Linked DNA regions of Homo sapiens: regions 1 and 3 are each linked to region 2. Evidence: chromatin contacts called from ENCODE Hi-C or POLR2A ChIA-PET data. All regions are on one chromosome and are shown on one strand. The core of a region is the stretch at or near the end of the contact, and the rest is flanking DNA. Distances in the headings are between cores, read along the strand shown.

What was found. A loop is a pair of places that touch in the nucleus more often than their neighbours do. ChIA-PET counts read pairs that join two places held with the same protein, here RNA polymerase II (POLR2A). Pooled maps may share reads with other maps.
Region 1: a pooled map shows a loop between it and region 2 (2.1-fold over the local background). The contact joins the promoter of NTN4 here to the promoter of ELK3 in region 2. A Hi-C loop is called at or near these places in 2 of 168 maps with a recorded cell type or tissue (PC-9 and mammary epithelial cell) and 2 of 50 pooled maps. POLR2A ChIA-PET finds 5 or more read pairs at or near these places in 1 of 52 experiments (MCF 10A).
Region 3: a loop to region 2 is called in a map with no recorded cell type, with 13 times the contacts of the local background. The contact joins the enhancer-like site here to the promoter of ELK3 in region 2. A Hi-C loop is called at or near these places in 13 of 37 single-sample maps with no recorded cell type and 4 of 50 pooled maps. POLR2A ChIA-PET finds 5 or more read pairs at or near these places in 1 of 52 experiments (AG04450).

What each region holds. Positions count from the first base shown.
Region 1 is chr12:95,789,295-95,792,199 of GRCh38, reverse strand. It overlaps NTN4 (netrin 4), which reads left to right and starts at 1,436. Exons shown (of 10, transcript NM_021229.4): 1 at 1,436-1,945. The coding sequence starts at 1,891.
Region 2 is chr12:96,193,112-96,196,103 of GRCh38, reverse strand. It overlaps ELK3 (ETS transcription factor ELK3), which reads right to left and starts at 1,729. Exons shown (of 5, transcript NM_005230.4): 1 at 1,399-1,729. RefSeq lists an enhancer at 354-433 and a silencer at 1,765-1,904.
Region 3 is chr12:95,699,110-95,702,011 of GRCh38, reverse strand. All of the region lies in intron 5 of NTN4 (netrin 4), which reads left to right. Among named protein-coding and RNA genes, the nearest start is that of NTN4, 90 kb to the left of the region's middle. RefSeq lists enhancers at 1,521-1,570, 1,621-1,690. Within about 2 kb of position 1,516, at least 6 of the 41 ENCODE cell types and tissues checked have a DNase peak (open chromatin) inside an H3K27ac peak, as active enhancers do.

The DNA of each region.
Region 1 (2,905 bases), core at 187-2,686, 400 kb after region 2:
AAAGATTAATTGGAGAGGTGTTTCAATGGCTCCATTAGGAGATATGAAGAAAGCCCCACCATTGCCAGTATTTGGGAACTCAAAGCGTTTATTTTCTAAAGCAGGTGATGCTACATGAATTGCTGTCCACACCTTCTGCTACTTTCCTCTGTTGGCCAGAAGAATAATTTTAATGTCGCCCAAATGGATTATGCTGACCTCAACCCAGATCCCCCTGGGAGATATAAACTTCTTATATGTTCCTGGCTGGGTCATTGTAAATAATATCTACATGTATCCCAAAGCTCTGAATTATCCTCATCTGTAACAGACACAACGACTAAATGGTATCTGGAACGTAGTTAATTTTCTGGAAAATATTCAAAGGAACAAAATGAGCACTGCAATACAAAATTGCTGTCGACTTAACTTTTGCCAGTTTCCCTGGATGTGTAAGTAGAATTATATTTTCACAGAACTTGCAAAAATCTCAGACTCGGCTGCTATTTAATCTCTTTCCAGAAGCACCAGCCCTGAGCAATCCTATCTGCAATTAGCTGCGTGTGGTTGCTACTAAATTGCTCCCCATAAGTTAGTTCCTAACACTGTTTCACAGCACGGCATACTCTATAAAGGGAGAACGCTTGGAAGGACCGAAGAGTTCCCTTTGTCGTGCCCTTGCCCTGCCTCTGGACAACGATGTTCTTACACTGCCGACTAGCTAATCCTGTGACCCTTTTCTTTCAGCACCTTGAGTTTGAGTTAGGCAATACCTCTTACACCAAAGTGGGCACACCTTCGGATCATGTAGGCAGCGATTGTTTAGCCGAGACATCCCCCTACCCCCGCAAAAGGCAGCAGAGAAGCGGCGAACGCCGCTTAGCAGTTGGCGCGCTCTCAGTGCGGGTGACGCGGGGCTGGGTTGGGGTGTTCCGTCCCCGGGTCGTGGGACTCCCCGAGAGGGGGTGGCTGGAGGAGGAGGGAGGGCTTGTTTCGCTGGGGGATGTGGGAAGTAGGCGCTAGCCTGTTTCGCGGTTTTTTAAGCCCCTTGGCATGCCCTGACCTGATCTAGAGGGAGTCTACTGCTCTTAGGAATGTTCCGGGAGAAGGTGGGAGATTGCTTCCCAGGGGAGGCCTGTGGGTGCTGCAGGGCACCAGGGGGGTCACTAGGGAGATGCAGGGCGCGGGCCAGGAGGGGCGCCAGGGCAGCCGGGGGCCAGGCTGAGGCGACCGGGACCAGCGGGCAGCCGGGCGTCGGGGGCGTCGGTCGGGGCGCGGGGGACCCCCCCCCCGGGCGGCAGCGGCAGCGGCGATCCGATCCCGCGGGCTGCGCCGCCCGGGCTGTCAAGCGCGGGGGGCGGGCGGGAGGAAGGGGTGGAGGTGCGAGGGGAGGAGGGCTGGCACCGGAGCGCCGCGGCGTCGGTGCAATAAAAATGCATCGCATGGAACTGCCCGTGGAGAAGGACGGGACGGAGCCGGGGCAGCCAGAAGAGGTGGGAAAAGCGGAGGAGGACGCCCAGGAGGAGGCGGCGGCGGCGGCCGGGAAGTGAAAGGTCTCGCAAAGTTCAGCGGCGGCTGCGGGCGCCGAGCCCCGGGCTAGCGGCAGACGAGCCCGCAGGGCCGCTCCGCGGGGCAGCGCAGCCAGGCCGGCTATGGTCCCGGGGCTCCCGCCGCCCCCCAGGTGCCCGGGACCCGCCAGGCCGGTGCGCGAGGGTCACCCCACCTCCCCGCGCGGTCCCGGCCCCTGGCTCCCAGCTGCCGGCGACCGCTGACCGAGCCCGGCGCCCCAGGAGGAGGAAGAAACCAGGGCCCCGTTCCCTCCCGAGGACGGCGGCGCTTCATCCCGCAGCCCAGAGGTCTCGGCTCCCTCCGGCACCCGCCCGGCCCGGCTGCTCCCGGCTCCTCCCGGCCATGGGGAGCTGCGCGCGGCTGCTGCTGCTCTGGGGCTGCACGGTGGTGGCCGCAGGTGGGTGGTGACGCGGCGGGGCCCCCACCCCTTCCCTCGCTGCTTCTCTAACCCATCTCGGGACTCGGGGGTGCAGGGGAGCCAGGGCTGCGAGCGCAGAGCGCTGCTCCCGAGGGTGAAATGAGTGGCCATGTTCCGCCTCCTTTCCCCGGGGCTCCGCAGTTTCAAATACTATTGATTTATTTTTACAACTGGGATACACATGCGCTTGGATAACCAGCTATCCTGGGTGCGCCCTGCCGGGGATACTGCGACCGGGGTTTCTTTCTTGGTTTGGCTTGTTAAAAAACTGCTTTTCCACTTGGTGAGGGAACAAAGGACCCAGCTCGCCATCCCCCGGCACTTCATGGCCTAAGGAATGATGAGGAGGGGTGGCCCAGCGACCCTGGGCGCGCGTGGGCTGGGGCCGGTCTCTGGTAGAAGCCCATCGCTGGTGTCCCTGACCTGGTGCTGGGTACTAGAGAACCAGGTAAGGACACCTGGGGCAGGGCTGAGCGCCCTCTCCCCGGAGCAGTGACTGGAACGCAGTGGGACTCCTGGCTTGGACGATAGGTGGTGATCACCCCGGGCTTGCATTGAGCTGGCTGGCCGCCCCTGGGGAATTGGTACCCTGGCAGAGACTCTGCGGGAGGTCGGAGGCGGGTCTGCTCCCTGGCTCGGTAACTGGACAACCGGCGTCGGCGTCGGCAGATGCCCTCTCCCTCCCACTCCCATCCTGGCTTTCTTGGGCTGCCCTAGGCCACCGGCTCCTGGCTCGTGGTTTCTGTATTCGGGAGCCCCTTCTGCTCCTCTCCCTCCCTCTTGCGGGTCACCTGGTTTCCAGTTAGGCGTAAGCGCAGCCCTGTAGGTGAGGGGGAGAGATGTGAGGGAGTCTGCAGACATCCAGTCTCTCGTGCGGATCTTGACTGCTTCAGAAAGGGGCGCCTGGGCTAGAGGGATGCGCTGGTGGCTACAGAACAT
Region 2 (2,992 bases), core at 480-2,979:
TAGCAATGACTAAGGGGGCTCTCTCTTCCTGCAGCAGCCAGTGGAAAATTCAAGGAACTTTTTCCCCCTGCAGCAGCAGAATCCCTTTAACCCTCTCCGCAGCCAACTCCAAAAACAACTCAGCCTCCCCTTTCCCCGCCACCCCCAGGCTGGAGGACTGGGGTGGGGGTAGTTAAAGACCGGCCAGGGGCTTTCAAATGAGGGAGGGTGGGAGGGGGCTGGCGGGGAAGGGGCGGGGGACCCCTCGAACACTACAAAGGAAACTGTAAAAGGCACAAATACATAAACCTAAGAAGGAGCAAACCACAGTTTCTTTGTGAGCTCCTCTAGTGAGTCATTTTCAAGATGCTGTCTGCTGCCAGTTTCAAAGCGGAAGCGCATGGCAATTAGTCTTGCCGTTTCCAGACAAGCCAGAAACTCTCCCGACACTCGTTTTTTTTTCTTTCTAAAAAGCCCCTTTTGCAGTTTCTGAAATAACATTTCTTGCTTCCACCTCCACCCGCCGCCTAACTGCAGCTTGTCCCTAGGATGATTCGGTTCAGAAAAGATAACAAAACCAAGACCTTTTATTTTTGCTTTTTAACTACTCCAAAATCTTAATCCCGCCTCCCCAAAAGTTACAGTAGCGTCACAGGCCAACGTTGAGTTCGAAGGTAAACAGGGATGGGGAGTGGAAGGGGCCCCAAGATCATTTCTTGCCTGGTCCTTCTCCAAAACCATGCCCAATAGAGACCACCGGCTTTTAAATGTCCGATGGGGCGTGCGCCTGGGGCGGTGACCTGGGCGGGGGTCACCTGCCAAGCGAGAGTGGACGCAGCCCCCAGCCCCACACCTTCGCGACCCATGTCCTCCACCGCCCTCTCCATCCCTGTCTTCCTCCCTGGATCCGAGCACCAGTGCACTTTGCCCACTCGAGGGGAGCCTGACTGCGGTCCCAGCTGGAAGGTCGGCGGTGGTCCAGCCTCCAGGCACTCAGCCTGCTCCTGCCACGGTTCTTCCCAGGGACCCGAAGTCTCGCCGTCCCCCGCTCCCCGCGCTGCCTGCAGCGGGGCCCTGGGCGAGCTCCCAGGGTTGCACGCCCGGCGCCCCTTCCTCTGGGGTCGCAGCGCAGCCCCAGGGAGGGGAGCCGCGGGCGCAGGGTCCCCGCAGCCCCGGGCCCGGCGCGAGCTCGGGCGACGGCGGTGGCAGCGACGCGGGCGCAGGAGCATCCGCGGCGCCCCCTCCCCGCGGCCGGCCCTCCCGCGCGGACGCACCGCCACCCCCACCCCGGCCCGCAGCCCACCCCGCGGCGCCCCCCGCCCCACCCCCACCGCGCCCAAGAAAAGAAAGAAAAAAAGAAAACACCCCCAAACAAACTTTTTAAGTGTCCGAGCAACAGGCAGAAGCCCTGTTACCTACCCAGATGTGGGGGAGTCTTCTTCGGGGGGAATTTCTAGGAGGACCCGGGCGAAAGCCCCCGACTTTCCATGCTGACAGGCGTCTGCAGACGGTCTGTGGCTCTTGTAATGAGATCCTGATTTTTCCCCCTTTTTTTCTTTCTCTCGCTCCTCTTTTTTTTTCCCCTCTGGTGTGTGTGAGAGCAGGAAGTTGGAGCAGTCAGGCCGAGCCGGCTCACTTCCTTTACTGCATTATTCCCCAGGCGGTGTGCAGTCTGTGTAAACAGGCTTTTCCGCCCCGCGCCGCGCGCCCCGGCCGCGGCTGTGCGCCGGGGCTGGCCGCCCAGGCCCGCGCCTCCCCCGCCGCCCCGGCCCCGTGCGCGCCCCGCACCGCCCCCACCCGCCCCGCTTCCTGCGCGGCCACCCCGGGGAGGAGCCTCCGACCCGCGGCGACTCCGCGCGGCCGCAGCCCCTCCCCACGGGGAGGGGGGTCCGCCCGCAACCCGCAGAAGCCGCCGCGCTTCCCGGGACACCGGGGATCCCTCCTCACCTCAACCCCTGGGGGTCGAGCGCGCGGGGCACCACGACGGGGTCGTGCCCTGCGCAGTTGGCCCGGGAGGGGGGTCCCGAGGTGGGGAGGCGGCTGGACTCGCTGTTTCCCATCCGCTGGGATGGAAGAGTTGGGGGGCAGAGGGGAATCGAGAGTGGGGTTCAGGGTTTGGTTGCTCTGGGCAAAGGACTGCTTTTCTTGTGGGTGCGGGCACAGTTTCCGTCTGGGGTTGGAGATGGACACCGTTCCTGTCTGGGTTTTCGGTGTTTTAAAAGCCAGCCCTCGGCCGGGCGTGCTGGCTCACGCCTGTAATCTGAGCACTTTGGGAGGCCAAGGCGGATGGATCACCTAAGGTCAGGAGTTCGAGACCAGCCTGGCCAACACGGCGAATCCCCGTCTGTACTAAAAATACCAAAACAACAACAACAAAAACAGCCAGGTGTGGTGGTGGGTCCCTATAATCCCAGCTACTTGGCAGGCTGAGGCGAGAGAATCGCTTGAACCTGGGAGGCAGAGGTTGCAGTGAGCTGAGATCGCCCCATTGCACTCCAACCTGGGCAACCAGCGAAACTCCGTCTCAAAAAAATAAAAAAGCCAGCCCTCAGTTGGGGGGCGAGCCTGTGGGGAAAGGATAAGGAGCCACAACACTGGAAGTCATGGAAATAATGCCCGCAGGGTCAGAGACTGAGGCTTGAAGGGAGCCTCTGTGGTCTCAGAACTGGTCTTCACACCTCCACATCCCTCAAGGAGGTCCTGCCTCTGAGGGCTCAGGCCAGGCTCTGATGGGAGAGCCTGCCCATTGCCCTAGGCTGAGACAAGGTTGGGGGGGATGGCTGTTGAAGAGCCTCTCCCTTCCCAGGCCTGCGCCCCAACCTCACTGCTCACCTTCCAGAACCTTCCATTCCCATGCCGCCACTTAGCAGCCCAGACCCCTGGTTTTCAAACTTGACCCAAGGGGCTTGTTAAACCACTAGTGGCTGGGCCTCTCCTGGAGTCCCAGATTCAGTAGGTCGGGGGTGGTTCCGGGCCCCGGCTAATGTCAGAATCACCTGGGGAGTGTTTTGAC
Region 3 (2,902 bases), core at 267-2,766, 490 kb after region 2:
CACCGCGCCCAGCCAGTTTGTCCAGCTTTCTAATCTCAGTCATTTTTAATGAGTTGATCTAGAAAATGAAACAAATTGATGATGTTCTTCCTCACAGCATCTATGATACATGTAATAAAATACGTACCTGGGCATGTTGATTCATTCAACAAATATTGATGGCATTAATCTTGGGGTTTTGTTTGCAGTTAGGTAGCTAGTTTCCTGCCAGGTTAAGCCAAGGACTTACTGGTTCCACGAATGTTCTAGGAGATTTTTCCTCCCACTCTCCTGAGAAGCACCATGCTAAATGCTATGGTTTTATGTGTACATTTTTACTTAATGGTTATAAATTCATCAAACCTGAAGAAACGAGGCCCTGAACCAAATCTTCTAGCCAATAGATTTATTTCTTGTGAGCAATTAAATCATCCCTGTTCTCACTTCCTCTTTATTTCAACCTTAATCAGAGTCTACTGTTGGACCCAGCACAATCAACTACACATTACCATGCCAAGAAATCACTTCTGAGGATTCCAGGGATGTTGTTTGTTTTTTTAAGACTGGGGAGATCACTGAAACTGAATTTATTTCTACAGCTTAGGAAAAAAAAATTTTTGAAAGGACAGTGCATTTAAGGTCTGTAAACACAAGGGAAAACATGAATCTCTCCAGCTGAACCTAGGGCTGAGAACAGAAATGGAGGCTCAAAGTGACTCGTTGCTCAGGCACAGAAGGAAAAAGGGGAATGTAATTCTCACTGTGTACTGAGGTACTTTGAGGAATCTCATCTCTCTGTTCAAAAAGTGGATAGTCTCTTTTAGAGTAACTCACTTGAAACCTTTAAAGTCACCTATGTGACTTTGGTAACCTATAACACAGGTAGATTTTTCTATAGCAGGCATATTTTTAAAATGTGACAGCAGGGGTGGTGGCTCACACCTGTAATCTCAGCACTTTGGGAGGCCAAGTGGGCAGATCACCTGAGGTCAGGAGTTCAAGACCAGCCTAGCCAACATGGTGAAACCCTGTCTCTACTAAAAATACAAAAATTAGTTGGGAATGGTGGAGGGCGCCTGTAGTCCCAGCTACTTGGGAGGCTGAGGCAGGAGAATCACTTGAACCGAGGAGGCAGAAGTTGCAATGAGCCAAGATTGCACCACTGCACTCCAACCTGGGCAACAGAGGGAGACTCTGTCTCAAAAAAAAAAAAAAAAAGAAAGAAAGAAAGAAAAAAGAAAGGGAAGAAAAGAAAAAGAAAGAAAGAAAAAAGAGAATAACCTTCCTAGATAATTGTGTACTGGCTTTTGCGGCAGGGTTCGTGGTGGGAGGGAACCCTGACCTGATTCACACCATTTAGCAATTTCTGTGGTTGAAACATTCTCACCACGGCCAGTTTCAAACTCTCAGGTCATTTTTCATCAGGAAGTCAGACTCAGACTCTGAGTCAAAAGTAGAACGGTTTGGACAAGGTCTTGCCTCCACTTTCACAGCCCCACTTCTCTCACCTCAAGTCATTGGTTCCCAAACCTGGCTGTGGGTCAGAATCACCAGGGAGCACTTACTCAAAATGTGCAATCTTAGAGTCCTGCCCAGAATACACTGAATCAGAATCTCCAACAGGGCGTCCGGACAGAAATCTGCATTCCTTTAAAAAGCATCGTTGGTGACTCTGATTCAGCCTTTTGGCCTCTTGGCTCAGCATTTGAAAACCACTGCTTATAGCAGTCTTGTCTCTAGCATAAGCTCTCTTTAAAAAAAAATTAATTAGCTGAGCATGATGGTATGCACTTGTAGTCCCAGCAACTCAGGAGGCTCAGGCAGGAGGACCACTTGTGCCCAGGAGTTTGAGGCTGCAGTGAGCCATGATCACACCACTGCACTACACAACCAGGGTGGCAGACTGAGACCCTAAGTAAAAAAAAAAAAAAAAAAAAAAAAAAAAAAAAAAATCCTCACTTTAGAAGAATACACTGTTTGAAACAGGTGTTTAAAGAAATGCCTGTAGAACAGAATTAACTCCTTTTAGGAAACAACCAGTTAATTCCTTTACAATAAATTTATTGACTTTTATGCCAAGACACATATTTTAAACTATTACATAGTCTTTCTCCATATTAAAAGGAAAATCAGAAAATGGAAAAGAAAGCAGAATTCATTCTCTGTCAAAGTAAACAACCTCTTGAAAGATTGGCATGCCCTTCCTTCCTCCCTGATGGGCCAAAATAAATGTAGTCAATTGCCCTTTAGCACAGAGTGAATAAAAATAAACTTGGTCTCTCTGCCCTAAAACCCAAACCAAGCATTTACCAAGATAGCATCTGGTTTCATGGCTACCTACCCAAATGAACCAGCTATCTTTGTAAAGAAAGGGTTATATCATCCAGATCTTTTTTTTTTTTTCCTTCTTTCTGGCTTAGGTGAAAACTACTCAGCTGTTGGAGATGCAGGTGCTTTGGGTGGATGACTCTCTTGCCTCAGTCTCTATTGCCATTCTTCACATTCTACTCAAATAGCCCCTTCTCATGATGCTCTCAGGAAGAGTCTCTGCATTTCCGTTTGCACTGATCTCTCTTAAACAGTTATTTCATTTTACCTCCTGTATAGTGATGCTTCCATTTCAGTCTATCTTTCAAGTACAATTTTTACACTAATTAAATCCAGAATACCTTACCACAATTACACATGTAAGAAAACATAAGCACCTTTCATTTGTTTATTCTCGTGCCTGTGAACCAGTCCATTCCTTCCCAAAGGTTATTGAGGTCTCTTCAAATAGTAACTTGTGGGCTTTTTCTTTCAAATTGTAGGTTTGGCAAAGTCACGTGAGTTCATTTTATACCATATAAACAACATAGACATCCTTGTTTTATATTGAAAGCAACTGTGAATGATTCCAGCATAGAATCAATATGAAGTAACT